2 separate regions of the Mus musculus genome follow, and region 2 is linked to region 1. Evidence: chromatin loops called from intact Hi-C (ENCODE). Cell type or tissue: heart. All regions are shown on one strand. Each heading gives the region's core, and the rest is flanking DNA. Links, peaks and the distances in the headings are about the cores only.

What was found. Peaks named below come from ENCODE experiments on the same cell type or tissue, not always from the same donor. Only the 100,000 strongest peaks of a DNase experiment are listed, where the experiment ranks them.
Region 2: a loop joins it to region 1, with 4 times the contacts of the local background. A loop is called at or near these places in 3 of 42 quality-filtered maps.

Annotation. Positions count from the first base shown.
Region 1 is chr16:34,567,036-34,583,561 of GRCm38, forward strand. It overlaps a transcript of Kalrn not described here. Among named protein-coding and RNA genes, the nearest start is that of Kalrn, 61 kb to the left of the region's middle. In heart, for the core only: CTCF peaks have their summits at 5,162 and 6,658; DNase peaks (open chromatin) are centred at 5,696, 6,116, 6,656, 7,386 and 1 weaker place; H3K4me3 peaks cover 3,116 bases; H3K27ac peaks cover 2,459 bases; H3K27me3 peaks cover 363 bases.
Region 2 is chr16:34,485,473-34,501,998 of GRCm38, forward strand. All of the region lies in intron 1 of Kalrn (kalirin, RhoGEF kinase), which reads right to left. Among named protein-coding and RNA genes, the nearest start is that of Kalrn, 20 kb to the right of the region's middle. In heart, for the core only: a CTCF peak has its summit at 8,510; DNase peaks (open chromatin) are centred at 5,219 and 8,539; H3K27ac peaks cover 923 bases.

The DNA of each region.
Region 1 (16,526 bases), core at 3,236-11,235:
GAAAAATACAATAAGCATTGAGCTGAGTATGCTGGATAGGCTTATGTCAATCTGATACAAGGTCAGGTCATCTGGGAAGAAGACATCTGAATTGAGAAAAAGGACTCCAAAGGACTGGACTGTAGGCAAAGCTGTCTGGGAATTTTCTTGGCTGACAACTGAGATGAGAGAACCCAGCCCATTGTGGACAGTGCCACTTCTGAGAAGGTGGTCCCTGGAGTGTACAAGCAAATGAGCTGAGCAAGCCAGGGGGAGCAAGTCAGTAAACAGCATCCCTCCATGGCCTCAGCGTGAGTTCTGCCAAGTTCCTGCCCTACATTCTCATCCTGACATTCCCTTAGTAATGGACTGTGATCAGGACTGTAAGCTGAAATAAGCCCTTTCTTCCCCAAGCTGCTCCTGCTCATGGTGTTTTACCACTGGAGTAGAACCCCTAACTAAGATGCTGGGCATAGGGTTTACCTTGTGATGCTTCAAGAGTATATCAAAGGAGATTGTGGTGTTTTGAATATGCTTGGCCAAGCAGGGGCACTATTAAGAAGTGTGGCCTTTTTGGAGAAAGTGTGTCATTGTTGGGGTGGGGGTGGGGCTTTAAGACCCTCCTTCTGGCTACCTGAAGCCAGTCTTCTACTGTTTGCCTTTGGAACAGGATGTAGAACTCTCAGTTCCCCCAGCACCATGTCTGCCTGGATGCTGCCCTGCTCCCCCCTTGATATCATGGACCGAACCTCTGAACCTGTAAGCAACCCCCCAACTAAATGTTGTCCTTTATAAGAGTTGCCTTGGTCATGGTGTCTCTTCACAGCAATGAAACCCTAAGGAAGACAGAGATGTTTTCCTTTTCTGCAAAAAGAGGCAAGAGGATTCCTCTCTTCCCAAATACCTACTGATATTTACTCAAAGAATCACACACAAAGTGTGTGGTTATTTCAAAGTCTTCCTTTTCTATGATCTGGACTGACAATGATTTGTCTTCCTATACAAGCAGGATGGAGTTATTACCTAAGTTTGAGGAACAACACAGTGAGTAAGACATACCATAACCTAGATTCAACAACGGCTTACATTTGGCCATGTCTCTTATATCTCTAAGGGAGATAGAAGTTTTGATGAAGAGTAAGATATTTTAAAGGCTTTGTACTTAACTCCAAATATATATATACATACATAATTTTAATGGGGAAATAGGTCCTATACACTGGAAAAGGCTAAACAATAATACGGTGCCACTAACTCAGTGAGAATATAGACACTGAGGTTTTACAGAGGTAGTCATAAACTGTAAACGCTTTCAAAAAAGACAGAACACTAATCTTGAAGAACGTGTCGGATTTGGAGGCTATGGAGTAGGATAGGAATGAATCAGTAATAATAAAAATGCCTCAGACAATGGGGAGGGACACTGACTACAACTGAGTAGCTAAGCATGGACTTGACACATAGACACCAGGGAGTTACTGCAGGTTCATAAACCAGGCAGTCACAAGTGAAAAAGTGTGTTAGGGAGTGTTATGAGCCTCAGGTACACGGCAGAGGTGAGACAGACTTTGGGATGAGAAAGGGGGCTGTAAAAGGAGTCCAAGGCGGGTGGGTTCTGCCCTCGGGCAGTCACCCTGAGGATAAGCAACAGGTTCACTATGCAGAACTGTGCAGCAAGGTTTGATAGAGAGGAGGGAGATCCCTAGAATTAATGCCAAGGCCTTAAACATCGCGACTGGGAAAGAGAACATGCCATGTAGAGAATGGAGACAGTGAAGAGGATGCTGTGGTTTGTGGGGCTGGAAATACACAGAGAAAGCTCAGCTGAACTGAGCTGAGCTTGGCCAAAGCCCAGCTAACAGCATCTTTCCCATTGAAACCGTCTGGATGCGGAATCAAAGCTCAACAGAGAGTTGGACAGAGCTCCCAGCAACTCCTTTTTCCTTTGCCTTTTTCCTAAGAAGGAGTTTCTCTCTTTTGCTCACCAGAGCTAAGCTATGAGTTGTGTTATGGAGCCTACTCTTCTGTCTCGTCTCTGGGATCCCACGCAGCCACTTCTGTCTCCACAGCTAGCTCACGCTCGTGCTCTCTCTCTCTCACCCCCAAACTACCTAGGACAAAACCTCAAAGCTCCTTTTCTGACAGCAGTGCTCCACCCTGTCTCTTGCTGATAAACTACAAGTGCCTATGTCCTGTTTGCCATCCCAGTTGCTGACCCTGAGTGCCCCTTCTGATCCTGTGCTCCCAGAATCAGCTCCAAGGGTTTGGTTTTTCTATTCCTCCTGCTCAGCCTGTCTGCCCCATCATCACATCAGAGCTCACACAGCCTTCCTGTGGTCTCCAGGATCCAGAATCCTTTCTGCCATCCCCAAAATAAGACCTCCTAGCCCTTCTTCCCCCAACTCTCTCCTTCTGGAAGCATCAACTACACCATGCTTCCAAATCATCAGGACCACTCCTAGCCATCCGTGCTTGAATCCACATGTCTGGCTCCAAAATGACTTAGATGTCCACATCCAATTCTTCAAATGCAAACATGCTCTGAGCTGAGAACATCAGTCATCAGGGATAGCCCATCCTTGAGCTCTCAACCCAGCTATTTCTCACCACATCACTTATGTCAGGAAAACCCAGCATTTCTACCTGTCACGATGTCTCTCAGAGTTAGCCCTGACCCTCCATCCTTTCTGCCATCTATACAGGGCAAGCCCCCCAGCCTCCACCTCATTCTTGGATGACCTCAGCATCTCCCTTGATCTTACCTTTATTGGTTTTTTTTTCCACGCCATTAATAATATCTCCACTGGACTAATCTTTCCAAACACTACTTATGATGTCTTTGCTCAAACACCAGCAATGACTCCCGTTTTCCCTTGAATCATGTCCAAACTCCTCTTCAGAAGGTTTCAGGACTCTCTTATTTGTTCCTATTATTTATTCTTAGCCAACCCTGTCCCTCACCCTTACTAAGTTACCCCTTCCCCCTCAGTCAGCCCATTTTCCTCAAAAACCCATCCTTTTAATCTTTGCCCAATCTCCCTGCCCCGCCCACTTCAAAGACCAGCCTAGGCACTGCCTTCTCTGGTTCTGACAGCTCTTAACTCGAAGTTAACCTTTAGCCATCAGTTAATTAGCCATCTGTAAGTTCTTGAGGACAGAAACTACTGTGACCATTTCTTCTGTGTGTTCCACAGCACCCTGGACAGCACAAGATTGCCAGTAGGTGTTAGAAAGTCCTTGTTGTTCAATCATTTCTGTCCCAGTCCTGCAATAACCTACCTCTTTTTCAGCCTTGCAACCATTCCCAGTAAAAGGTTAAGATTTCATTAAAATTTAAAGTCTGTAACAAAATAAAAAAAGAAAAAAGAAAAACTCTGTAACATAGTTTGTCAGGCTTGAAATAGAATTCTTAGGAAGATAATCAGGAATGTATCAATCTATATTATACCATAGGACAGTACACCATGCTATAGATACAATCTATGCTATAGGATACTATACTACACTCCAGGATAGTGTGGAGGAGCATAGCTGACTCTATATCCTTGTAAGTGCAAAGAAGTGAATCTCATTTAATCAGTTGGTCACAAGAACTAAAAACAAAATCCAAGTAATCAGAAAGAGGTAGGCAAGACAAGTAAACTGACTAAATTATTTAAAACACGCCTAATTAGAGGCACTGGTATGCCAGAGTTTTGACAAAATAATTGTCAGTCTGGTCTTTGTACATGCAAATTTTTCCACCACAAAGAAGGGGGTAATCCTGGTGGGGGAAACTTTGGACAATCTGTTTGATGTTTTGGTTTTTTTTTTTTTAGTTGTTCAATTGAATAAATTTATAATCCAGCCAGCCAACCAGGTACAGAGCTATGTTTCACAGAAGACATGAATCAAAAAGGAGAAGGTTGGGAAATGTAGTCTATCCAAACTTAAGAATCCCTAACAGGGGACTGATAGACTGCAAGTGGGGTGAAGGTCGAGGGCCCAAACACAGAAGGCCATGAAGCAGAAAGGTGCTCTTCTAGACTCCCCCCTTACAGCTTGCCACAGGTCATCAATCACTTGCAGGTCTGTGTACAGAGGATTTAAATTGCCTCTGATTCTAAATGCACATGAGATCTAGCCTCTCTTTACCACCACCACAGCTGCCACCACATCCTTGAAGCCAGCAAGACTGCCCTGTGGAAGGACATTACCCCCCGTAGGAAACTGACCCCAGCCCACTTCTGACTCTGTGATCTGAGACCAGCCCAGACAATGTAAACTATTTGAAAGGTCCTAGGGAAAGCAACAAATTAACAAGTCTCTAGAATTGGAAGCTACAAAACAAATAAATGCCTATCAGAAAAAAAGTAAGGAAGACAGGAAGAAGAAAGGAAGAAGAGAGAAAAGAGAGGGCAGGAGAGGAGAGGGGAGAGGAGGGGAGGGGATGAAGAACAGGAATTCACACTTCAGGGTAGAATATGAATTCATACCATGGTGGGTTTTCCCCCAGAGCTAGAAAATACAGCTGCTAGGCGTGGCTGCGGTGGATGCCAGTGGGGTCTGGAAGAGGGAGGTCCTGGTGAGTGTTTCTGGATGTCACTTAGCTTCCAAGAGCCTCTTTCCCTAGATTCAGGACTATAAACCCAAGGCAGACACCTCTTTAGAATCCAGGCTTTGGTATCTAAGACGGGAGAGAGGAGCAAGAGAGAAAAGGGGACGGGAGGGGACGGGGGGGGGGGGGCGGGGGGGGGGAGGAAAGTGAAAATGCTGACTCCAGGATGGAGGAGGGAGGGAGGGCAAGCTGAGCCCTGGAAGCAGGACAGGATGACAGGAGCCTCCTCCCCTTTCCCAGACCCTGGCATCAACTCCCGTCCTCCAGCTCTTTCCTCCCCAGACCAATTAGAGATGACCATATGGGCCAATTAAGTCTTGACTTTCAAAGCCACAAGTTCCCCCACAAAGAGCCGGGACTCCTTTCCCTAGAGTGGTCCTCCAGGGCAAAGCAACAGGGTTAGGAAACAGATGGGTGTGCAGCCTCCAGAGCTAACCTGACCCCTGACCCCCACCAGTTCATGTCCTCTGATCCAACTTTCCCGAAGGGAGAGCAGATGCGTGGGGCGCCCATAACTTATCAGAGTCCTTGGGACAAAGATTTCCAGACAAAATGGTTGCAGACGTGTGGGGAGCTGGGGAACTGCACAACGGAGCTGGTGGAAGCTACAGGTACAGGGGACATTGGTGATGTTTGAAACAGGGCTACAGGTGGTAGGAGATGAGGGTGATCGGTGTCTATTCTGGGGAAGGGACTGTGGAGCCAGAGAACAGGAGCAGCTACAGACAGGCTGCTTGGGAGGTACAGAGGCGCAAAGGCTGGAAAGCTATCACAGGCTCCACGCGCTGCAGGCAAGCAAAGATTTGGTGGGTGTGTATTAAGAGGGACGCTAACTCGCACTTCCAGCAGTAAGTGATTCTTAGGTAAAACTCATCGGTTCCCGGAGCTGGAGAAAGGACCAAGCAGCGGGTCCAAGGTGCCTCCGATCCTCCCAGCGGGTCCAAAGTCCCAGATGCCGCTTCCCCACACGCACCCTGCACGTTCTCTCATCGCCTGGCTTCTGCCTGTCAGTCTGCAGTCTGAGCGCCTGGCGACCCTTGCTGCCCCTCTTTGCACATCAGGGCCTCGAGCCCTGGAGGGAAGAAGGGATACCGACCACGGGCGACCCGGGAGCCCCGCAGATAGGCACTGTGGAAGTAGGGAGCCGAGGGAGGGGCCGGGACACCGGTAGCTGAAGCGGCGCGCTGCAAAGTGATCCAACATCTCCCAGAGAAGGCGGCCCAGGGGGACCGCCTCCCGCCTCCCCAACACAGACTCCCGCAACTGGGGTGAACGCCGAGGGGCGCCCAGCCCCCACACCCTCCCCCAAACTGCAGCCAGCACCGCCAGAACAACGTGAACCTCCGCAACTCCAGCCCCGACGATCGCGGGGAGCCGCCTCCGACTCGCTCGCCCCGGCAGCAGCCTGCCTGCGGTCCCCAAACTTGTCCGAAGACACCGCGTCCGAGGCGGCCGCCCTCACCCGCCATCCCCGAAACCGTGCCCGAGATCTTACCTGTCCGGAAAAAGGCGTCCACGTCCGAGTCGGCGGCTCCCCCTTCCTCCGATGCCCCCTCCGGGGGGTTCATGACTGGGGGAGGGCGTCCGCGGGCAGCCGGGCGCCGGCGAAGCCTGGGGCCGAGGGCGGCGCGGCGCCCGGTGGGCGGAGGGCGCGGCGGCCGTGGCCACAGAGCCGGCAGCCGCGGGGCTCCGGGACGCGGGCGCGGGCGCGGGGCGGGGGGCTGCGGCGGGGGGCGCCGAGCCTCCTCAGGCGGCGGCGCGCGGCGGGCTAGGGGCGCCTGCCGCCGGTCCCCCCATGCTCCCCTTCCCCGGGGCGCTGGCCGCCTGCTGTCTAGCCCGGGCCGGCCCGGGGTCCCGGCTGCCTGCGCGCCCGCGGTGCCCGGCAGCGGCAGCTGCCTCTCCTCGCCCGTCCGCCCGTCTCTATTGTTCAGCCCCGCTCGGCTCTCTCCTCTTTATTTTTCCTCCTCCCTCCCACCCTCCCTGGCTCCCTACCTCCTCCCTCCCTCGCTCAGCTCGCTCTGCTCGCTGCCTCCCTCCCGGCTCCCTGGCTGGCTCGCGAGCTCTCGGGCTCCCCCTCTGGCTCCCGCCGCCGCGGCTCCCGTGGCTCCTCCCGGACTCCGGCTCCCTCGGTCCCAGCCAACAATGACCCGGGCAGCTCCGAGCTGCAGGGACGCTCCCGCGGGCCCGGGGCCTCGCCGCGGGCGGCCCGCAGCGCGACGCGCCCTTCCCCGAGGCCCGCGCGGGCCCTCCCGGAGCCCAGGCCGAGCTATTGTTCGCGCCGCGCTAGGCCGGCTTCCTGAGCCCCGCAGGAAAAGCCCGGGCCGAGGAGGCGGCGGGGCGGAGGGCGGGGCCGCCGGGCGCTCTCCCGGCTTGCGGGGGACTCAGCGGCCGCCGCCGCAAGCTCCGCAAGCTCCGGGTCCTGCCACCTCCCCGCCCCACCCTGCTCCCAGGTGCGCGCTGGGAATCCGGACCTGCCCGCACCCCTCCTGCAGCAAGTGCCCTCAGTCCCCAAGTCGGACTGGCCTGTCCCTAGAGGCTGGACTTCATCCCTCTCCTTCCTGACCTGCCCCTGGTCGCCCTGCCCTCGGAGGCCTCACCGCATCCCTGCTTATGTCTCCCCTTTTCAGCTGTTCTTTACCCTCATTCAGTATCCCCTTCAACATCTCTTGAGCGAGCGGCTCAGAGAACCGTGTTCCGTTTTATTCCTCTTACGGATGCTTTCCTGCCTATCTCTCCTGTCCTGTCGCTCTTTTGTGTCTCTCATTTGTCTCTGTCCTGCTCTGGTCCTTGGCCCGCATCTCAGGGCTCCTCTTGGACAGCAATCAAAACTCCCTAATCCCGGGGGCCTTCTCTGTTCTGTCCTTCTCTCTCCAGTGAATGGAGAGATCCAGTTGGCCTGGATAAAGGGGGTGTTGCAGCGAGCTGAATGTCAATTAACTTAGAAAGTAGAGCTGAGGAGAAACCGGATAACAACCAAAAAAAAAAAAAAAAAAAAAAGGTAAAGGGGGGGGGGAGAAAAGAAAGCAGATGTTATATTGAGTAATTAGTGTGGTGATTGAATTGTGGTGATCGGTTTGATCCGTTTTTTAAGCAATAATTAAACAATAATTAGTTGGTAGCGTGTTAGTGGCCATAAAACAGGATCTTCAGACCTGAGAACTTAATGCAATGTGTTGAGGGCTATTTGCTGCTGCCTCGCCCAGGCCTTTGGAAAGAGGAGGCAGTATCTGACCTGATGTGTTCGAACGCACCTAATGGGAAAACCTGGTGCTTGCCTCTAGTTGATGGCCTCCTACCCATTATTCCCAGTCTCTGGATCTGTTTGTCTCTGGCAATCTAATTTGGTTCTGCTTCCCTCCTGGGGCCAAAACACCTGAGGCTGCTCTCTATCCAGAGTAACCCAGGCAGCAAAGGAGAGGAATCACCATTTGAAGTCAACACGTTCTGCCCTCACCTTTCTTTCACTGTCTCTGCCTCTTTTTTTTTTAACCCATTAACAGAAAGAAAGAAAGAAAGAAAGAAAGAAAGAAAGAAAGAAAGAAAGAAAGAAAGAAAGAAAGAAAGAAAGAAAGAAAGAAAGGAATGAAGGAAGGAAAGGAAAGTAACTATGCCCAAACGTCTGTACACCTATCAAACCTACATGCAAACTTGAGACCCACCAGTGGTCCTTTACTGTCAATCTGTGCCTATCCCCTGACCTGCCAACTTGCCCACATGCACATGCCCATGACACCAATGCTTCCATTGCAGGAAAAGAACCAGAAGCTGGCAAAGAGTCAGCTCACAAGAAATGTTATATGTTTAAGGGAGGTTCCGATCAAACTCTGAAAAGATAAAGTCTAAAAAGTGAGAGAATATCCCCACATAATGACGCAAATTTTTCTATTAGATTTCTACTTTAAATGTTAAACATTCATAGCTATATGGAGATCAGAAAAGAAAATTTCAGAGCAAAAAAATTATTACTACCAATAGAGATGGACATTTCAAACCAACAAGTAGACTTGATTACTGATCCGGAATGTGTTAGTACCTTGTCAGGCACTTCAAAATACATGAAGCAAAATTGATAGGACTCATGTTGGTTGGAATTTGTCAACTCGACACAAACCCTAGGCATATCTTGGAAGTGGAATCTTAACTGAGAAACTTACCCCATAAGATTGACATGTAGGCAAGTCTATGGGGGTATTGTCTTGATTGACAATTGCAGGTGTAGGTGGGCCCCCCACACATGAGGACAGTCCCACCCATGTCCTGAGTTGTATAAGAAAGCAGGCTGAACAAGTCATGGGGAGCAAGCAAATAAGGAGAGTTTCTCTGTGGCCTCAGCGTCACTTCCTACCTTGATATCCTGCCCTGACTTCCCTAGGTGATGAGTGTGATCTGAGAGTCATAAGTTGAAATAAACCCTTTCCTCTTAAGTTGCTTTTCTTCATGGTGTTTATCAGAGCAATAAGAACCCTAGGACTGGCCTGCAAAGAGAAGCAGACAATTACATAATTGTAGCCAGAGATTTAATATCTGTGTCTCTTAATAATTGATAGAATCAGCAGACAGGTCATCTTAAGAAGATTTAAACAGTGCCATCCACCTGGTGTTGACATTTCCAAAACATTTATAAAGCTTCCCTTAAAAACAGCAGATAAGCACATCTTCCCCAAGTAAACTGGTAAACCTTATTTCAGGATGAACCAAATCTTAGCCATAAAACAAGTCTCAATATATTTAAAGGGATTAAAATAATGTTTATGCAAAAAAAGTTGCTTTTTAGAAGATCACAAAATGCATGGTCTCCAGACACAATATAATTTAAAAATCAATAACAAAAAAAAAAATCTGAGAACCTCCCAAATATTTGGAAACCAAAATACAAACATCTAAATAAACCATATCAATTAAGAACTCAAGGCGGAAGAGCTGGAAGTAGCTCAGCAGTCAAGAGAGTTCTCTGTGCTCCTGCAGGGACCTGGAGTTCAGTCCCCAGCAACCATGTTGGGCAGCTCACAAGCAACCTCCTGTAAGTTCAACTCCAGGGGATCCAGTGCCCTCTTCTGGACTCCACCTGACACCTGCACACACATGCACGTACTTATACATAGACACATAAATCTATTTAGAAAAAAAATAATTAAAATGGAATAACATGGATTCACAAAAGCTGGAGATGTGTGCACTGGATCTGCAAAAGAATCAACAGTCAAGTATCGTTGGAGAAGGAACTCAGAAGGCTCAGCTGCTCATAGCTGAATTATTGTCTATTGACAGATTCAGGAAGTGAGGAAGTCATTACCTTCCAGTTTCATGGCAAAGAATGATCCCCACAGGCTCCAGTGAATACTTCTAGTCATGGTCACAGACTCTGGTTAAACTGAATGGGTCACAAAACAAAACTGAAAATCAAGAACTTGGGAAAGGGATGTTAGGGATGAGAGGGATGGAAGGAGACAAAAAAGGATAGGGTAAAAGTAACAAGACTATGGGCTGGCGAGATGGCAGCAGGTAAGGGCACTGACTGTTCTTCCGAAGGTCCTGAGTTCAAATCCCAGCAACCACATGGTGGCTCACAACCACCCATAATGAGATCTGATACCCTCTTCTGGTGTGTCTAAAGTCAGCTACAGTGTACTTAATATAATAATAAATAAATCTTTGGGCAAAAAAAAAGAGAGAATAAATCACGTACACATATGAAATGTCAAACAAAATCAATAAGCATTATGAAAGGGAACATTAGGAGGAAGGCTAAAGTGAATAAAGATGAAAACACAACATAAAAACAATCTGAGGGATGCAGCTAAAGCAACACTTTTTATAGCACTGAACACTTTTTAACAAGGGAAGTTCTCACAATTTAAGCATGCATGAAAATGTCAGTTGAAACCATTGATTAGTGTAATTAATATGCACTAATAATAACAAACAACTACAAAAGAACAAATAAAGTTAAAGCATAAGAGAAGATTTAAAATACTGGCACAGAAGGCAATAAACTCAGTACAGGGCAAATAAATCCAAAACTGGGCTGACAGGATTTTAAAAAACAAAACAAAACAAAACAAAAACCAGAAAATCTTCTAGCCAGAGTAATAATGAAATACCAGAGAAAAATGACTGCTACCATTAGCATTAGTGAAAGAGGAGGCATCACTACAGGCCTGACAGACACAGAAAGAGTAATGGAGAAATAACATGAATAAGTTTATTCTAATACGTTTAGCAGCTTACATGGAATGAACAAAATTGCTTCAAAGGTCCAACTGTTAAAGCTTGCCCAAGAAGAAATAGATAAGTAGCTACAGAGCCATCAAAGAAATTGTTCGTAGCTTTTAAATCTTTCCAAGAAAAAAAAAAAAAACACTCAAATTTGCAGGGCTTTAGTGGTAAATTCTATGACACATTTAAGGAAGAAATGATATGGTTCCTTGTAAAAGTAAATCTGTCTTTCCTCTTTCCTGCCCCTGCTCCCAGAATGATGACTCTGAGACTGTTTATTAATAAATGCCTAGGCCATAAGCTTCAGCTCATTCCCTGACTACCTTGTGATTTATTTAACCAATTCAAGCTATTCTACCTTCCACATGGTTAGTGACCTCTCCTCAGCTTCATGCACCTAACCCTGAGCCAAATCTCCGCTTCGTTCTATCCCGAGTTCAGCTAGCTCCTGGTTTACACCTGAGATTCTGCCTACAATTTCTATAAAGACGCCTCCCAGAAAAGTGAACACAATGGAATATTTACTAACTATTTTATGAACACAACATTATCCTAATGGTGGAACTAAATGAAGACCATTTAAAAATGTGGAATACCACAGACCACGACCACTTATTGAAGACAATGACTATTACTAAAACATTAGCACATCAAATCTAATAATGTATAAATAGCACAAAACATCATGGCCAGATGGGGTTATTTCAAGGAAACAAGATTAGCTTTTAATTTGAAAATCTATCAGTGAAGCTTACCAAATATCGGGACTTGTGTTGTATCCCACAAAAGATACACTAAGCACCTAAGTGCTGGTACCCACGAATGTGAATTTATTTGTAAATCAGGGTTTTGAAGACATCATTAAATATGTATCATGTAGAATATAACTTAACCTCATATGATATGTATATATGTATGTGTATATGTATATGTTGCTTGTACACACACACATATATACATATTATATATACATGTGTTTTATATATATATATATATATATATATATATATATATATATATATATATATATATGGTTATTGTGGTGGTTTGAGTATGCTTGGCCTAGGGAGTGGTACTATTAGGAGGTATGGCCTTGTTGGAGGAAGTGTGTCACTGTGGAGGTGGGCTTTGAGACCCTCCTTCTAACCTCCTGGAAGACAGTATGCTCCTGGCTTCCTTTGGATGAAGTCATAAATTTCTAAGTTTCTCCTGTGCCATGCCTGCCTGCATGCTGCCATGCTTCCACCTTGGTGAAAATGGACTAAACCTATAAACCTGTAAGCCAGCCTCAATTACATATTGTCCTTTATAAGAGTTGCCTTGGTCATGGCAAGCCTAAGACAGTTATATACAAATAAATATAACATATATGTTCTTATACATAATATGATTTAAAAGTAAATATAACATATATAGTATATGCTATTATATTATGTTGTTATGATTTAAAAGTAAGCCATATGAGTATCTCAACAGATGCAGAAAAAGCTAAATGCATGGCAAAATCCAACATTCAGTTCTGATCAAAACTCTTAGCAAACTAAGAATTAAAGCAGCCACCACTGAATAAAAGACATATATAAAAAACTTGGTTAACACCCTAACATTTATTTAACAATGAAAGATGGAATAAATTTCTCCTAACATCAAAACAAGACAAAGATATACATTCTCATGCCTACCTAACATCATTCTTGATTTTCTAGACAGTCCACTAAGAAAAATAAAGATGTCCAAATCAGAGATGAAGAGACAAAACTGCCTGTATTTAAAACATAGTTGCTGCTTAGAAAAATTCCATGAAATCTGTCAGAAAACTTCTAGCACTAATAATGAGTTTAGCATTTGCGTTTCTTGTATTTCTATATACTAAAAAAGAAAAAGACTTGATTTTTTTCACCTTTTTAAGATGTACATATTTTTATTTGATGTGTATGGATGCTTTGCCTACACAGTTGTATGTGCACCATATGCATGCAGTGTCCACTGAGGCCAGAAGAGGGCATCAGATTCCCTTGAACTCAATTGCAAACAGTATGAATTGTAGTGTGGGTGCTGGGAACAGAATCAGGTAAGTTCTCTACAAGAGCATACAGCGTCTTAACCACTGAGCCATCTCTCCAGTTCGGGGGCGGGGGAGTAAACATCACTATATTGGCATAAACAATGTGAAGCATGAATACTTAATTTGGTTTTAAATTTTTTTTATGTGTGTGTGTTGCAGACACACATGTCCCAGGTTGCATATGTAAAGTTCAGGGGACAACTATCAGGAGTCAGTTCTCTCCTGCCACCTTGTGGGATCATGGGGGCTGTGTGCAAACTTCCCTCCATGCTGAGCCATTTCAGAAGCTTTTAATCTGATTTTTTAAATATGCAAGATCCATACACTATAAAATATAAAATATTGCCAAAAAGAATTGAAGAAGACATAAGTGAAGAGAGACATATTGTACTATGGATCAGAAGATTCAAAGTTGAAGACATCAATTTTGCCCAAATTGATTTAATACAATACCAATCAAAATCTCAGTAGGCATTTTTTTTTAATATAAAATTGAAAATAAAAATAACCTAAAAACAACTTCTAAACAAATTGTGGGAAAAGAAGAGGAGGAGGAGAAGAAAGAGGAAAAGGAGGAGGAAGGGAAGGAGGAGAAGGAAAAAGAGGAGGAGGGGGGAGGAAAAGGAGGAGGAAGAGGAGGAGGGGGAGGGGAGGGGAAGGAGGAGGAGGCTAGAAAAGTTAAGCCACCAGAGCTTAAAGTTACAAAGTAGGCAATGTGACAAAAATGTAAAGACAGACAAATGGATGAATGGAATAGATGAAAACCAGAATCATCACCAATTGATTTTCAACATCAATCAAAGTTGATATATCAAAGAAGATGATATTGTTTTGCTTGACTAGCTAATACCAAGCCTAAAGTTTTATCACTATGCTTGGTGAGGCATTCTTAAAGTGCAAGATCTCAGGAAGTAGAGGCAAGAAAATCAGAAGTTTAAGGCCAGCATGAACTGCATGAGACTCTGCCTCAGAGAGAGAGGGAGAGGGGGAGGGAGAGGGGAGGGGAGGGAGAGGGAGAGGGAGAGGGAGAGAGAGGGAGAGGGAGAGGGAGAGGGAGAAGAAGAGGGAGAAGAAGAGGGAGAAGAAGAGGGAGAAGAGGGAGAAGAGGGAGAAGAGGGAGAGGGAGAGATTTTTTACAATGTATCAACAACTGAAAATCCATATTAATTTTCTGTGACTGATGTGTCAAGTTTCCAAAATCTTGATGGGAGTTAATGTACTCTTGCGCACGCTCGACTGGCCAGGAAGAACGACGCTGCAACAGGATCCTTCTGCACACGTTTATTGGGAGAGCTTGATTGTAGAGGCGAAAAGACCTCGAGCCCAGAACTGGTGCTGCTTTTATAGGCCTAGGACAGGCGTTCTCTCTCATCTGATTGGTTAACTTGTCTCTCATCTGATTGGTTAACTTGTCTCTCATCTGATTGGTTAACTTGTCTCTCATCTGATTGGTTAACTTTTGTCAATTCTCAAAACCTCACCTTGGCAAAAGAACCTTTACTGGCTATGTATGTGTGGTGGCCAGCTGTAGCCAACTGCCACTCTGCAACTGCCACTCTAACTGCCACTCTGTAACTGCCACTCTGTAACTGCCACTCTGTAACGGCTTCCCACATCTCCTCCTTTTTGTTTTAATAAAATGAGGCTGGTCTAGGCCTGTGCAATTACGTCCATCCGCCGTGGCTCCTGTTTTAGGTCATTCCTCTAATGTCACAGCCTTTCCTGTCATAGGGTAACCCTATCGCCACTGGGCCCCATGTCTTAGGTTGGTCTGTGCATGAGGAAAGTTGCCCGTCTCTGGATACCGCAGTGCTGTGTGACAGTAACTGCTAAATGACCTAGGGCGAACTCTGCAAAAGAGGCCAGCCAAAAAATGAATTAGTGGGGAAATCATGATCACCCTATTGATGAGCAAGGGCTGATCAATGATCGTTGAGTCTCTCTCATCCCAGTGCCATTGGGTTCAAGAGCAGAGAACTCAGATGCCAACTAATTCTTGAGCATAGATAACCAAATTTCAGGGGAGGTGCCGTTTTCAATAGCTAAAAGTGCCTGAGTTATAATCACCTTGTCATGTTTTTGTTGGGTTCTGAATTTGCATACCAACCAGAGCATGAACACCAGTCCACAGCATATGGCAGCACCAAACAAAATCACTCCCACCCATTCCTTAAAGTAAGAAAAAGCAGAGGTAAGCCAAGAGGTAAAGTCTCCGAGGGTCACTGGTTCCACTCTGGTCCCATTAAGGTTCAGGATCTGCATCTGCAGCCTCGTCTGCAACCTCTCCAGCTCCTGCGACCAGTTCCCCTTCAGGTAATTCGATAGGTCTGTACTTTTAATAAAAGAATCATTAATATACCTAATGGGAGTAGTGCACACATGCGGAGTGGATGCCACACAACTCATTTGTATGATGTTGGGAGCCGCGCCCACATTCGCCGTTACAAGATGGCGCTGACAGCTGTGTTCTAAGTGGTAAACAAATAATCTGCGCATGTGCCAAGGGTATCTTATGACTACTTGTGCTCTGCCTTCCCCGTGACGTCAACTCGGCCGATGGGCTGCAGCCAATCAAGGAGTGACACGTCCGAGGCGAAGGAGAATGCTCCTTAAGAGGGACGGGGTTTTCGCTTTTCTCTCTCTCTCTTGTCTCTCGCTCTCTCTCTTGCTTCTCTCTCTTGCTTTTCTCTCTCTCTTGCTTTTCTCTCTCTCTTGCTTCTTGCTCTCTTGCTTCTTGCACTCTGTTCCTGAAGATGTAAGAATAAAGCTTTGCCGCAGAAGATTCTGGTCTGTGGTGTTCTTCCTGGCCGGTCGTGAGAACGCGTCTAATAACAATTGGTGCCGAATTCCGGGACGAGAAAAAAACTCGGGACTGGCGCAAGGAAGATCCCTCATTCCGGAACCAGAACTGCGAATCAAGGTTATAAAGGTTCCCGTAACACAGACTGTTGAGAAGGATTCAACTGCCGAATTCAGAACTCATCAGCTGGGGAACGACGGTGATAAAGTGTTCCCATAAAACAGACTGTTGAGAAGGATTCAACTGCCGAATTCAGAACTCATCAGCTGGGGAACGGAAGTGAGAAATGGCTTTACCAGGTATGTTTGGCCTTGAACTTTTTCTAGTGTTAGGAGCCCTTTTGTTCCTTTTCACATGTTATCAAGTGATTAAGATAGGGCTGAAAATTCTAGAGGAAATTCAGGACAAGCTATCAGAAGTAAAGCGGGGAGAGAGAGTAGGAACAAAGAGAAAATATGGTACACAAAATAAGTATACAGGCCTTTCCAAGGGTCTTGAACCCGAGGAAAAGTTTAGGTCAGGTAAGAATACCTGGGGAGAGATTAGAAGGAAGGAAAAGAAAAAAGAAAAGAAAAAAGATCGATTAGCGGAGGTCTCTAGGAGATACTCGTCACTAGATGAGCTCAGGAAGCCAGCTCTTAGTAGTTCTGAAGCAGATGAAGAATTCTCCTCTGAGGAAACAGACTGGGAGGAAGAAGCAGCCCATTACCAGCCAGCTAATTGGTCAAGAAAAAAGTCAAAAGCGGCTGGCGAAGGCCAGTTTGCTAATTGGCCTCAGGGCAATCGGCTACCAGGTGCACTCCCGCCCTATGCGGAGTCCCCGCCCTGCGTAGTGCGTCAGCCCGTAGTGCGTCAGCAATGCGCAGAGA
Region 2 (16,526 bases), core at 5,172-13,171, 80 kb before region 1:
GTCATGACATACACATCTATCTGTTTTTCTAATTTGAAACTGACAACACGAAATAACAGCTCGATCAAGAGACTCGCAGGCTGAGGTCTTCAATTCAAGGCCCATCGCCACCTGGGTAGCCCTGGCAAATTCCCTCATGGAGTGGAGCTTCCAGTTTTTCATCTATGAAAACGCCTGGCTGTCTTCCAGGCAATGGGGTAGATATGCTGTTACAGTCTGCATAGCTATCAGAGGCAACACTCCGCTCTTCTGGTGTCCTTCCCAGCACTCTGAGGCCTGGAGCTGCCTGTCTTGTCTCATAGAAGCACACAGTGCCAGGCTGTAGGAGCCCATCTATCTCACAAGGCTACCACATATTTCAAATCTCATAAAATGTGATGGCTTTTTGACACTGTAAAGCACCCTGTTCTTGTGGTTGATCCAGAGACTGCGTGTCTTCTGTATGTCCTGCATCTGCTCTGACTATGCACCTCCCCCAGACCAGAGCAATTTTGCTAAAAAGTCAGTGAATACCTTACATAAACACAAACCTTCTCCCAAGCTTTACCATATACAATCAGAAACCAAGATTCTATGCCTATCACTATAAAGACACCCATCAAAAAGACGCCAGGAATTTGGACTTGTGCACATTCAGACGGGAGAGGAGATAAGTAGCTCAGAGCCGGAAGCAGCTCTGAGCAGAGTCACAGCAAACCTCCACCACTTCTTATAGACAAAGCCCTCACTGAGGACTTGGTATCATGTCCCCCCTCTCTGCAGCCATAGCCTGCACCTCTGCCACAGCTGGTGAACTTCATCATTCAGCAAACAACAAAGGACCAGAATCCCCCGATGGGACTGGTTTTCAGAGCCTATCTAAAACCTCTGATTGCCCAACAGAGAGCACCAGGGAGACCAAAGGGGGTGGGTGCTGTGTGACATCTGAAGCCACTAATTGCCCATCCTCCTTGAAGCAGTATGCTGAGAGAGTGCCACCTTCTTCCCCAAGTGGGAGCTAACAGGTCCTCCTGTGATTAACAGCATTTACACTGGTGCTGACCCAACCCGCTCTGCATCTGCAACAGCTGACCCCTCTAAGAGGCTCCTTTGGTTTACAACAAAACAAGTTCAATAATTAATGGCCTTAAAAGAATTCTGATCCACGGCCTCTTTCATAGGGGCTCCAAAGGCATTCCCAAACTAGAAAAATGTCTCAAGTAGAAATAAATAACTCACCATTTCTCACACTTTATCATTCAGCCAGGTGCCGCAGGTCCCACCGCCAACTCTTCTCTAACGCTCTGATAAAGTGGCTAAGAAGTAGCCAGGTGCTCATGGGTGCTTTGAGCAATATTTTACAAACATGAAAGAGAAATAAATATCAGAGTGCTGTGGAGTTGGCAGTGGTGTCCCCTGAAAAATTTGAAATATCTTCTCTGCCGCTACTCAAATTCTATTATATATATTTTAAACAACTGGCTCAGGCGCGATTGATCATTCCAGAGTAGAAAAAAAGCATTCATCTATTTAACATTATTTACTGAGCATCTACTATGTACTAGACAGCATGCTAAGGTCTGCAGAGAAAATTTAAAAAAAAAATCAAAATCTTTTATCTGGTGATTCCATATCCTGACCTACTCATAGAAGTAATGAGTGTATAGGAGATATGTATATGTATATACATATATATATGCAGATATATAGATAAAAAATATCCCTATATCAATACAGAATTTTCCTAGAATTCTTGTTACTCTCCACTTTACAAGATAATTCTAAACTTTTGAAGCATCTTGAAGGTAAAGGCAGTTCTACCCAGAAAAGGTGTTTTATATGTTAAATTAATGGTCACCTAATTGAGTAGAAAGAAGTATTTATACTCCATTTTTCTTTACAGGTTCTAACCTTTGTCCTTCAAAGACAAAGATTTGTCTAGGCTCTGGAATCTACTGGCACGTGCAGCGTAGCGCTGGACACTTGACTGGTTCTAGTACATATTTGGGTAAATTCGGTGATTCTGTTGAGAATGGGTGTTCTTCTTCCTTGCTAATATGGTTAACCACACTCTTGATTTAGAAAACGGGAGTTTACAGCAGGCCTGCCTGAGAACGTGTGCTTGCAATCCCAGCGGAGGCTATGACAAGAGGATTATGAGTTTGAGGCCAGCCTGTGCTATACAGCAAGTTCCAGAGAGTAAACTTTGTCTCAAAAAGAAAGAAATGGAAGGACTAAGGGGGAAAGGAGGAAAAGGAAAATGTGTAAGCAAAACAGTAACACACTGGGTTACATCTGGACCCTAATAGCCCTGTGCTTGTGAAAAACCATAAGATTTTACTTCATCTGTGAAGACTGATCTAAGCCACCCATGTGCCTCAAAAAGAAAGTCAGAATGGAACTGAAAGCAAGCCTGACTCAGGGTGGCAAGACCATCATGCAGCTGCCCACCTAAAGACCTCAGACCCAGGATCCAGAGCCATGGGTACTGTGATAGATACAGATACAACAGAAACCCAAGCTGGAGGCCAGAGGCCCCGCCTCACGAGACCCACCACCACAGCCAGCTTTGACCTGACAAGCATAGCAAAGAGACCAGTGAGCAGGCGTTAGTCTCTCTGTGCAGACAGGAGCTGATGTCCTTTACTGCTCCAGATGAGATCATCAGAACTTCTGATGTTTTCCCAAGCCTCATGACCGTCTTTGGAACCCTCACCTACACCACTGGTCAGCACATCATTACTAGCGGCAGCCCAGGGAAGACATTCAGACATCTGTTCACCAACAATTACTTGAATCACCTGCATTAGCTCGAATCATGGAGTCCTAAGTTCCAGATACCCTCAAAGGATATATGGCAGCATTTAACACTTGAAACCCAGGGGATTCGTCCAAAGCCCACCCCACCCACTCCCCAACTCCTAGAACCTTCAAACTCAGCATTAAAGGACCACAAGTTAACTTGCTTTTTATCCAGACACATTTGGTTCTGTATTACCGTTTTGGTGTGGCCCGGCTTATGCTTGAGCTGGCCAGCCAGGAAGGATTCCCACGCCCTTGCCCACCTGTGTGACCCAGAACAGATCCCAAAGAAGCCAGCAATGGCACTTAGTCACAGAAAGCATCAAGCTGACTTAATTTCCCTCAAAAAAAAAAATCTTATTGACCCGATGAGTGGCTAGCTGGACACTAAAAAAAATGGAGGTCATGTCCATTACACGGACTCACCTAATGTCTCCATTTCTCCTTGCTTCCTGGCTCCTGATGTAAGCTATCTGCACTGCACTGCATGCCTGCCATGATAATAAAAAATAAGAGAAAACTTATTTGTGAGATTTGTGTTTGCCTTAATGATTCGCAGTAGAATTTGCTCCACTTAGGTATTTATCTTAGTATCTTCTTGGATCTGAAAACTTCTGCCCATTCTTCAGTGGGTGTTTGTATGTGGAGATCCTGGAAACAGCCTCATTTCTAATTCAAAGTGTGAGTTTTCCCCTGACTTCCTCTGAATGATGCACTGTGCCATATCTGTGTGCTCCCTCTAAGACCCCCCTAGCCACCCCCAGCTCAAGTGTTAAATGCTGAGGTATCCTTTAAGGGTATCTGGAACTTAGGGCGCCATGATTCAAGTGCGTCAGTTTCCACTCTCTGCTGCCTCTCACCCTAGACTCTGAAGCCACATAAGCATTTATAATACTCCAGCCTGCTCAGACACCACTCCCAGTGTTATAGCTTAGACAATCAGTGTCCCCCAAAGGCCATGGACTACAGGCTTGGATCCTGGGATAGCATGATTTAAATGCAGGGTTTTGCACAAGGTCTTTGGGTCACGGAGGTCATGTCCATTACACAGACTCGCCTAATGTCTCCATTTCTCCTTGCTTCCTGGCTCCTGATGTAAGCTATCTGCACTGCACTGCATGCCTGCCATGATCAACTGCCCTTAGGACAAGCCCAGAGCAACAGGGCTACCCAATCTTAACACTTGGCTCTCCAGAACTATGAGTGTCTTTCTGAGTAATTATGAGCTGGGCGCATCTAGAGTGTTGGAAGGGACGGTAGAGATGGAATCCGGAGCTTTGAGCTCACATTTCAATATCATTGCTTGATGGATAAACAGTGAGTGTCTAGCTAGCCACTCATCGGGTCACTTCCCACTTATGAAATAAATACAGATGTACTGTTGGAAAAAAATCAAATAAGGTGTTAGATGTGCTTTATAAACTACAAAGAATTGGAGCTTCCTCCCAGTATTGTGAAACTTAAGTAAGAAACTATTTTCAGAGTTAAAGAAAAACTGGGTGTTTAATATTCAAATGATTCAGTTATAAAATGTGAGAAATTAAAGTTGCTTACTGTTATTAGTGCTCCATGGCTACTTATTTGCAGCTGAGCCATTTACATCTGGCCTAAATGATCAGCTGCCATTACCCATGCAGAAGCTATAGTAACACCCAGGGTCTGTGTCAGGGCAGAGGCTTGCTGTGAGGGTGTGTAGGCACAGCACTTGTAAGATGTTCATATCCCTCACTCCCACAGAGATGGTGTAATCCCCACTCACTTGCTAAAGTTTCCCTGGATCCTAAGAATAGCTATCCCTGCTTACATCACAGGGAGCACAGTTAAGGCCGACCCCACCCCCTCAGCCCCACCAAGGGCTCCTTTTAAGTAGCCACCAGAAACACCTGCCACCTGTGGTCCCTTATCCTGTACCCTGACTGGGAGGCCCACCACTCAGCCTCCCCATATCCAGCTCTGACACTGAGGGCAGTGTCCTGGCTTCCCCGAGGAAGATTTCTCAGACCTGGAAAGTTCTGCAGTGGGAACTTTCCCTGTGGGAAGACCCCCTCCTTTGCCGCCACTGTGCTGTTCTCAGGCAAGCCTCCAGGGCATCCTTGAGAGGAGTCCCTGTGTCTCTGAGGAGAGAGGGGGTGCCTTCCTAAGGCAACTTGAAATCTAAAGGGGCTTCATCTTTTATAGTAATTGAATGTCCTTTTTAAAAATGTTAAAGTCCTGGGAAGACATACTACACCAAAGTGAAAGGGCTTCTGAGAAATAATTATTAAAACTTGTAAGTTAATAACGGCTTTGCACAGTGTACTACTGGAGCTAATTCCATTATCCCAGAAGCTAAAAACTTATGTTCAGTATCTTGGTGAATGCCAGGCCACAGCTCCTGAAACCGCACCCTTGGCCTTCACACTGTGTTAAGTGCTTCTCTCCTCCAGGAAGCCATCCCAGCATTCCTCTCACCAAGTGAGTCATGCCGTTCACTCTAGACACCACCCGCCCCCACTCCCTCCCACAGTCCCCCCACACTGCCTACCGTTCCTCTACTTCTTCCGGAAGAGTCTTAAATTAACACCTGGGTGAGTTATTTTGGCGTTCATTAAAAGACCAGCTATCTTTTACTAAGGAAAAAGTGAGTGAAAATGTGCGGTGTCCAAGCACTGCCAGGGTCAGAGGGGTCTGGGCAGGAAGCCTTTCCAGGCACTTTTTAAATCACGTTAACAAACAAACAAACAAAGGAACAAACGGAACAAAAACCTCATACTATTAGCACATATTCATCGTGTAATATGATGCCTTTCATTATAATGTTTTCATTGTCCTGCAGGACAATGAAAACATTAGAACACCCTCTGCTCATGGTTCCCCCTCTTACCTTCTTGTTCCCCTGCACCACAGCTCCCTCCCTCTTCTCAAATGTCCCTTCTGCTTTCAGACCATACAACTGCACTTTTAATCTAGATTTAGCATACGAGGGGGAATGTGCAGTCCTTCTCCTTTGAGCCTGTCTTACTTCACTGTGCTAAGCTCCGGTTCTATCCATTTTCCTGCAGTGATGTACTTTTGTTCTTCTTTACGACTGAACGAAACTCCACAGAGGAGTTGGGGAAATGGCTCGGTTGGTAAAGCGCTTGTCAAGCAAGCATGAGAATCTAAGTTTAGATGCCCAGTACCTACGCAAAAGCCAGGCATGGTGGAGCACATCTGTAATTTTAGCACTGGGGAGGTGGAGGCAGGAGGATTCCTGGAGCTTGTTGACAGCTACTCTTGGCAAATTGATAAGCTCCAAGTTCAGTGAGATGCGGTCCCCAAAAATAAAGAGCAATAGCGAAAAAAGAGAAATTACATCACTAGCCTGTGACCTTTAATATTCTCAATGTTCTCTCTCTTTCTCTTTCTCTCTCTCTCCCCCCCCCCATTGAAACCACTCTCTTTCTTCTCTCCCCAGAGATGACTTTATAGATGCTTTGCTTCTTTATACATATAACTTTTTATTCTTCCACCCTCCATATGCTCAGGGGAAAAGGTTTTTTTCCTATAGCCCCTATAGCCTTAGCTCATAGCAGCAGGACCACAGAAAAACCCCTGTCCATATACTGACCAGTCTTCTCTCACTCTGGACTATGCAGATCAGAATGAAGTCCAAGATGTCTGAATTCTGACCTTTCATCTGTCACTTGATCTCCCATCTTTCACTCCCCCGATTCTGCAGAGGACTGAAGATGGAATGGCAGAGCAAGAGGAGGGATCTACTCGGTGATGAGCAGATGTTAATGTGAACTCCAGAAAGGATAGAGGTGACTTAGCTTCAAAGCAGAAAGAAGCCTAGGATCACAGCCCCAGGTGCTTTGGTGGCTAGGAGAAACCCCAGCACAAGTATGAACAGCTCACCACCTGGCTCTACCTCCAATACCAAGGGTCCAGCTCGTCTCATCAGAGCCCCCAGTGCTGGAATGCAGAGGACACAGGGCTTACTTAGGTTAAGAAAAACGCTGACACCATTGCATACACTAGCAAGATTTTATCGAAAGGACCCAGATGTAGCTGTCTCTTGTGAGACTATGCCGGGGCCTAGCAAACACAGAAGTGGATGCTCACAGTCAGCTATTGGATGGATCACAGGGACCCCAATGGAGGAGCTAGAGAAAGTACCCAAGGAGCTAAAGGGATCTGCAACCCTATAGGTGGAACAACAATATGAACTAACCAGTACCCCAGATCTCTTGACTCTAGCTGCATATGTATCAAAAGATGGCCTAGTCGGCCATCACTGGAAAGAGAGGCCCATTGGACATGCAAACTGTATATGCCCCAGTACAGGGGAACGCCAGGGCCAAAAAAAAAGGGAATGGGTGGGTAGGGAAGTGGGGGGGGAGGGTAAGGGGGACTTTTGGGATAGCATTGGAAATGTAATTGAGGAAAATATGTAATAAAAAAATATTAAAAAAAAAGAAAAAAAAAACCAGGCTAGAACCCTACTATGCACAGCATTATATAAACCAAACAACTTGGGCATGACACTAGACTGTTTGCCTCAGTTTCTTGATTTGTAAAACATTAGCTATACTAGTGTAGGGGCTGATATGAAGATGTTCCTATAATATTCTGGCAAATAAAAAGAATCTATATCCTAAACAAACAAACAAAACCAAGTTATAATACAATCATTATCACTGGACTATATTCCCAGGTTCTTTTTTTTTTAATTAAAAGGTCTAGACAGTTTTATCTTCATTTTTTATTTATTCCTTGAAATTTTCATAGATGTATAAAATGTATCTTGATCATATCCACCCTTCACTATGCCCCTCCAACTCTCCTCAAGACCCATTCCCCAGCAAATCTCCCTCCAACTTCACTTCCTTCTTTTATAACATCTTAATTTTAACCCACTGAGTCCAATTAATGTTGCTCGTATGCACATGGGCAAGAACAACCTTCCAATGGCCACTCTCTCAGCAGCCAGCAGCTCCATGAGTTCTGACCAAGCCTATAGTACCAGTCAAGAAGTCCTTCCTGTTGAGTAAGCCTCAAATCCAATCAAGGGAGAAGTTGGTTACCACCATAAGCACCCTTCCCACTATTACTGGTCAGTTCAAGAGTGATTTCTCTGTGTCCTGCAACCCATGTATGTATGGTCTGTTTAACAATCCAGTCTTCCCATCTAGTTCTGCTGGCCAGCCAGGAGCAATGGCAGCCTATATTGCTTTAGATGCCTCAGGGCCTCTCTGATTAATATATCATAGAGATGTAACCTGTGCCTGACACTGAGATTCTCATTCAATCACTGTCCTCGTTTGAGCCTCTGTTTCTATGATAAAATGCCAACTAAAACCAACTTGATAGAGGAAAGGATTTATCTGGCTTACACTTCTACAATACAGTACCACACCCAGATAAATAGATTTTTATCTTGAAAAACGCACCCCTAACTTTGCTGACAACCTATTCTTCCACACTGAGAAATGTTCCTGGTCTTGGATCTGCTCCTAGAAACCAATTTAAATTTATGAAGCTTCTGGTACTTATGATAAAGTGAAAGTAAATCTAACTGAAGTAAAGACCTACATTCCCATGACAACTTGCTCACTCCCAACTCATATGTTACCCTGGCTCTAGCTCCTTAAAGAAACCCTTGGCTATTCAGAAGTACCAGGACAGAACTTAAAAAGCAGAGGAAGAAAAAAAAAACATTAAATCAAGGAACATACCCTCAACAGCCAAGGTCAACACCCAGGAGGGGCAGCAGTGCTGCAGGGCTTCTACTGTGGCGGAAAGACTCCACCCATTTAGCACTTTGAACAGAAGTTCCTTCCCAACTGGAAGCACAGAGCTACTAAGCTGGCATATACCCAAAACAGAGAGGTGGGTAAAAATAAAGTTACCACTGCTCCCTTGAGAAGGCCAGGAAGAGAACATATTGAAACAATCATGGCCTGCAGCCCTGCTAACACCCAGGCGACTAAGTGACCTCAGCCAGGAGACATTGAGCAACGTTGCCTTGCTTACTGGGATCTCCCAATGGCAGCCCAATAGGGGTAAAGCCCCTAGTCTCCATCAGCCAGTGTTGCCAGCTTTCTGTCTCATTCCTGTCTTTCCTCATACGCACTCATAATATATACAGACATAGCTCTTTCACGTGAACATTATTTCCCCTACTCTCCTCTCTTCTGTGCTCTGCCTTCATAGGTCCATTTCCCTCTCATCCTTAAGATCATCTAAGTCCAAGTCCACAGAGAGTATTTTCTTCGCTGCTTTCATGGTACCTTCCAACCATGCATCCCTTCCCTTCATCACTGTTTCCATTTTGCTCATAAAAGAGCTTGTGTGGTTATTCCTATTCAATAGGCATTTGTTGAGTAAGTTACACTGCCTCATAATCAAGGACTTTTCTAACTGAACCAAATAAGTATCCGCAACAGAGACAAGAGAGCACTGGCTTGGGCTTCAGATCTTTTATTCTCCTGTGGTAACTCAGCCCTTAAAAACCCTCATACTTGCACATTCCCAGGGCTTGCTCTTGCTCTCAAGCATCCTGCCAACCACACCTGCTGGCCTCTGGTTGAAGCTGCCTCCCATTGGTAAAGAATGTGTAAAGCACATAGGCTCCAAGGCTCTCAAATCCCAACTTTGTAAGTGCCTAACATCCTGAGTCCTTAGGAGTCTTCACTAGACCCCATCAAGCCCTGAGAGCAGCCTAGTCCATCTTCCCCACTCTGTGTTCACAAGCTCAGCACCATCTGCCCCTAATGAGAGCAGCTCCCTCAGCCTATGCACAGTGACCCTCTCCGAGATGCCCAGAATATTGTCTAGAGAAGAACATATGTGCAAGAGAGCTCATGATGTCCCTATACCCATTTGCCTTTCCCCACATCATACAAACAGGTACCAATGGGTGCCTGCCTTCCAGATGAATGGCCAGAAGTGAACAGCAAGAGATAAAACCAACCAGCTATGGGAGTTTTCAGCTGGAGTGGTCAATGGCCCCTCTATCAGATTACACCTGGGGTAACAGGGGAAGTTTAGGAGTGTCCAGTCACTGAGCTAGCAAAGGCATTTTAAGATTAACTGGCATTTGTGGTGTGTGTGTGTGTGTGTGTGTGTGTGTGTGTGTGTGTGTGTGTTTCATCTGAGGACTCAAGGGAACCTGGGAGGGCCTGGTAGCATGGTCCACCCAGAGCTTAAAGCAGGGTAATAAAAACTACATCCTACAGATGACTATAATTTATCTCTGACATAAATTCTCTCAATTTAATGTTTCAGACCTGGACTATCTCCACTCTTTCTGAAGTGGCAGCTACAATCACTTTTACTGCCTAAAAAGAGGACTCTCTTTAACATTTGACCTGGGATCTACTCTCTATCTACCAGCCCCTTCAAGAGTTCTAACTACCTCAGCCGCTCCCTCCATAGGTTAAGATTGAATTTCACTACCACCCTTGGATCCTTCAGGCCTGACGTGGTCAATAAGAATAGATTTCAGCAGATACTGCCCAAAGTCTGAAGATTTATCAGCTCCAGAGCTTTCTAATGCTTGCCAATTAGTATGTCCATTTTTCAGGGCTGACCATGGAAGTCCTTAACTTACTTGACAGAGAAAGAACTCCAGCAAGGCAGGAAGCACCTTGGGCTTGGCTGCCTGAGCCAGCAGGGCTGCCTCCTCAGAGGATGCCCAGTTCAGCTGCCTGGCAGCAGCCTCAAGGTGAGGAGGCAGGGCCTTAGAAGGCACACTGATGCCCAACTCCTCCCTGCCTCCTGCCTGGAAACAACTAAGTACACAGAGAAACCTAACACAAAAGTTTGTCCCCAGTGCCGAGGGACAAAACTTCAAGGCAAATGGAGCTAACTTCTTGCTTCATCTGCCTAGACATGGTCTTAGTGCCTGGTACTATGTGTTTTCTCCAGGACCTCGCAGAACCCACCTACCCTTTCAGGACCCGGCCCTCCTCTTGACTGTTCGGGCATTATCTTCTTTTCCAAAAGGTAGATAATTGATCATTGAGATTGAGAGTTAGTAGCTAATGTTTTAAGAGATAAACATGAATAAGCTAAACCAATGTGCTATTTGTTTCTCATCAAGGAGGGCAGCTGAGGCAGAGAGACTAAGTGTTTCATTTAAAGTCACAGAGCTGTGTTAGAGTCATGAGTTAACCCAGCCATGTTGACTCAAAACCTCCTCATGCTTAGCCATTTAACATACTGTCAAAAAAAGAAACTCACTCTGCGAAATAACTGCTGGGCTGCCAATCAGGGAAATCATCAACTACCTTACGCACTGTAAATCCTGTGAACCGCAATAGTGGCATCAATGTTAGGAAGGTAACCATCTGCTTTCTGATTAGATTTAAGGCTCATTCCACAAGTTAAACACATGCAGAGTACTGTAAATATGGCCAGTAACTCACTTGATTATTGTAGGTTTTTTAAAGGATAAAGCCATATGGAAGCCTACTATTTAATTGGAGTTTAATTGGAGTTATCCCAGAAACCATAAGTTGCCAAATAAAAAGTCTAGGGCCAGTAGGGGATACTTCTCCTCTAGTCATTGGTCACAGTTCTCTCAGAGACCCCCCAAAACAACACAAGCTAAGGTCATTGCCCTTGGCTGCTCCCCAGACCTTGATAAGACCTTATTGCTAAAGATAGCACAAACACTGTCATAAGACCTGAAAAAATAAAGTCAGTATTGACCAGGAGGCTTCCTCCCTACTGGACAGCGATCATAGTACCAGGAGGTGCTGTAAAGGCTGCCAGATAGGGGGTCATCAGCAACTGTCTCATCTGCTGTAAATCCTGTAAATTACAGCATTAACTGCAATGGTGGCATGAACGACATGGGGGTAACCATCTGGTTTCTGATTAGATTTAAGGCCCACTCCACAGGAGTATTGTACAGGTACTATAAATACAGCCAAGAACTCATGATTGGGGAGCTCACATGTCCTAGGGGTAAACGTAATACTATAATTTCTGGACACGGTATCAAACTGTCCTCCAAATTCCTATATTTCTCCCTGTATCTTAGTGTATCTTCAGACCTCATCAGAGAAGTTTCTTTGTGCAGTGGATGATGGCTGATGCAGAAACTCAAGAGGAAGTGACCATGGAGTGCTCGGCCATGGATAAGACACTTATAACATGCTGTCTCCATGGTGCTCATCACAGAAGAGAAAAGACCGTAAAAGCCAGAGGAGTTCAGGAGGGCTGAGGCAAAATAACATCTTCCGGACTTGATGGGACTCTTGTGTTCAAAAAGAACAGAAGCTACATGAAGACCACTTCAATTTACTTTCACCCCATATTTCCCACCTCCCCCCAAACTGAGCTGTACTCAACTGACTGTGACCCCAACCCCCAAAAAAGATGAGTATGACATGCCTCCTTTGGTCCTGCCTGAGACGTCTTCTTTGAGGGATTACTATGAATTAGCAATCTATGGCAAAAACTCTACTAGTAAGGAGAACTTCTACAATGAAGTAAAACTGTAGATAGATACAGGATATAGGAAAGAGGGAGGGAAGACAGCCCAAGTCTACAGATGTTGCCTTCTCGTCACATGGACACTATAGAGGGCAAGATCAAGATCAAGGGGGGAGAAATATTCCTTCTCCCGAGGATGCTTGTCTCAAAGGGATGATATGAAGCCCATCTAGTGCCTAAAGGCAAAGAAGTAAGCCAGCACTCACCAAAGACTGTCTTGGTACCTGACACCTCACCTTCTATGTCTCCTACTCCTAGAAATGAGTGGCATATTAGAGCAAGGGCAGCCTTCTAGCCCTGCAGGGAAAGAGAGGCTCATGTTCCCAAGGAGGAACCTAAAACCTAACGTGCTCCTCCTCTGGCCAGCTGCAGTCCACTTCTGCTAAAGATCTACAGAGGACTCAGCTCACGCAGTGCAGTCCATGGTGACTAGAAAGCACTGTTACGGTGATAAGAAGCATTAGGCTCTATATTCTGTGCATTTATAAATGAAGTGATTTGTAATATGATCATGTTTAAAATGAATTTTTAATAAAGTAATTATTTCTGATGTAATTTTAATCTCGAATGTTTTGAATTAAGGATGTTTACTATACTTTGATCATGGGTTATCTCAAACTCTCAGTTTTTAAGTCACAAAGTATGTTTTCAAACCCATGGCTTGTCTTTCCGAATTTTTTTTTAAGTCTGAGTATCTGCCTTCTTTACTCTACCTCCCATCTTGCTGGTTATGATTAGGACCAAAGGCCCAATCCTCATTTTCTACATTTCTAAATTTCTAAATTGCATGTATTTATTATTCACTTGAGTGTGTGCACATATGCCTGGTTGTGGGCACAGAGCTCAGAGAGCAGTGTGCAAGACTTGATTCTCTCCTTCAACCCTGTGAGTCTCAAGGGCTGAACTTAGGTCCTCAGGTTTAGCAGCAAGTACCTTTACCCGCTGAACCATCTCACCAGACAAGGACAAGCTGGGCTTTTTATTTGGTTGGTTGGTTGGTTGGTTGGTTGGTTGGTTGGTTGGTTGCTTAACTAGTTGGTTTGGTTCGGGATTGTTTGATATACACTAGCCCTGCTCTCATGACCTTCCTGCCTCAGCCTCCTGAGAGCTGGAAGTACAGGTTTGTGCCACCACACCCAGCTCTACATTTTCTTGCATCACTGGGCACATGTAGGTCCCCAGGTAGAACAAGAACCATAATTACATTTGTCTCTATGTCTCTCTGTTTTTTCCTAAGATTTTTTTTAATGTGTAGGAATGTTTTGTCTGTGTGTAGGCATACGCACCACACTTGTGCCTGGTGCCCATGGAAACCAGAACAGAGCATCAGATCCCCTGATATTAGAGTTACAGATATTTGTGAACCATGATGTGGTGCTGGGGATCAAACATGGGTCCTCTGGAAGAACAGTCAAGTGTTCTTAATCACTGAGCCATCTCTCCAAGCCAATGACTATGTTTCTTAACTGTTAACTCAAGGTAAGCCCAGTATAGTAGACATAATTGCCCCACTCATGACTATTTACACCCTTCATTCTTGCGCCCAGTCCTTATATTTTGTTTAGAAATCAAGTATCGTATGCTTTAGGAAGACAACTTCCAGCCTCATGTGTAGTGACTGCAATAAGCTCAGAAACTGTATCCCCTTCTAGATTTATTTAGGAATTGCTGGTGGTATAATGGCCTTGGAATTATGAAAAAATAAAGTCTAAAGGACATCTAGGAAATATTTTCTTAATCTTGAAGGGAACTGAGTGTAAAGAAGCAGGATCTTTGTGATGTCAATCTCATATGCAACATGTGGAATTATGACAGCCAGCTTGGTATTATAAGCATGGTAGAATAGAGGGATGCCAGGAATTAGGTCCCAGGCTCTCCATTTCTTGTAATGGCAGGAAAAGAGAACAGGACCAATCCTTTCCATTGGGAACAACTGTTTCTTATGTTTGTTTTTAATCTTCCTGAAAGCATTAAAAAAAAAAAATAAGGCAACAAAGAGTCAGTAGGTCAAAACCCAGGAGAAGCTGAAAATCCAAAGAGACCCAGAACACAAAGTGACTTCTACATGAAGAACATTTGCCAATAGGCAAGAAACAGAAGCAAATTTAAGCCATGCTTTAGAAAATCAGAAAAGATGAAGGGAACAAGATCAAAAGTTCAGAACCTGCCCAAGGAGAAGGCATTCTCACATGAATAACTATTCCAAGCTAAGCTTCTTCCCAGGGGAACAGCATTATCTTCATAGTAAAAGCATCCTGGAAATAAGGCCGCTCTCTGGAAAACCTGAGACTCAAGTTGCCTACGGTGGCTCCAAGGCCTCCAAGCACTCAACTCAGGTTTAGGTGGAACTGGACCGGTGGTGTCAACAGGAGCCTGACAAAAGAGAGGAGAAACTGTTCCAGGAAAAACGTTACCATTCTAGGTTTCGAGGAATTGGGGTCTTGGAATCGACTTCTTAAAAGCATTAGCAACCCAGGACCCAACAGGATAGCAACCATTACGCAGTCAACGGCTGGGGGGGGGGGGGGACAAAGAAGTGAGTCAAGAACACAAAGCAACCTTTGTCTGCGAGCATCTGCCAATCTGCAAGAAACAGCGATCATTATGGAATTTTCTCCCCACAAAAGCTTTCTTAAACATAGTGAACATGATGTAATAAAAAAGTAACCAAACACAAAAGGAAAAGCATACTATGAGCAAAGACTACCAAAACCAACAGACTACAGACAAGACCTACAACTACGGTAGTTACACCACAACACTGACTTATATATCAAAGCATTATTCCATATAAGGTAAATATATTCAATTTTTATTTGTCAATTTTACCTAACTTAATATGGAAAAACAAAAGGAGTTAGATATACAAAACCCCACAGCCTAGAATTAGCAAACAAAAACTATAAAACAAGTATACTATGTTAAAAAACAATATTAAAGACAAGTTTAAAAGGTTTTCATGAAACTGGAGGGTAACTTGGAAAACAGTTAAGTATTCTGGCACCAGAACATACAATAATTGATATTGATAACTCAATGCACACATTTAATTGCAGATTAGACGTATCTAAGTAGGTAGTTAATAAGCCAGAAGATAGATTGGAGAAAATTATCTAGAGTGCATCATAAACATAAAATTATGAAAAATGCAGAAATAACAATAAAGAATACATAAGATCCAATAAGAAATCTCAATATTAATCAATGTGAGAGGAGGAAATGGAGGTAATGGAATAGAATTTTCTAAAACTGATGACTGCAGCATCTCATGGGTGTGATGAATCTGACGAACACAAGCAGACGACATAAGAAAGAATCTGTCAATCGGGAGATGCCGTTCAGCTCCCCAACTTCCCACATTAAGACATGGTGGAGGAGAAGACATCCACTTATTGTTTAAGTCAGCTTGAGCTTGAACGCAGTTATATGTAGCCAACAGCATCGTAAGTGATACCCACAGGGAAAATAGAGTATCCGTCATTTGTGGGGTGGTGCCACAAATATATGGTATTTGGGTTGTGAGTGAGTACACCAGGGACAGGGTTCAGTTGGTAAAGTGCTTGCTTTGTAAGATGAGGGCTTGAGTCTGATACTGAAAGCTGGGCACAGTGGCATATACTTGCTATCCCAGCACCAGAGAGTCAGACACTGGGTCCTTGAGGCTCACTGGCCAGCTAACAGTCTACTCAGCAAGTCCTGGGCCAAGGGACAGACTCAAAAACAAAAAGTGTCCTCTGGCTTCCACATGATCACACACAAAACGGGTGGGGGCTCTAATTAATGTCTTCCTGACATTTATTATTATAACAACTATTTACCCTTGGTATAAGGTAGGAAGGGCAGGGAGAGCCAAGCAGAGCACCCAGGGGGTGCTCGTCCCGGGCCACCGAAGCAGAGCATAAAACCAAGGGAGAAATATCTCAGCTTTTTGTTTGTCTTTGTTCTGGAATTTCTCTATAAGGTTAGCATTGAACTTCAATTTTCCCCAAAAAATTAGTGCCTCCATGTATTCAGGGCTCCCAGTCTCTTACGTATTCCAGGTGTCCAAGACATACTTAAACAGGGATCAGAGCAAGCTCACATCACGTAATCCTCATGTACCATGCCCACACCTACTTTCTTAACTTTGATCTCTTCAAGTCCAGAAAGCTTTCCAAGGCAAAGAAGACTCAAGCAGGGAGAACACTCGCCCCTGAGGCCCAAACACAGAAGGAGCCACCTTGCTTCCCACACTCCTGCTGTGCATAGGCTCCTCCAGGCCTGGCCAAGACTCCTGC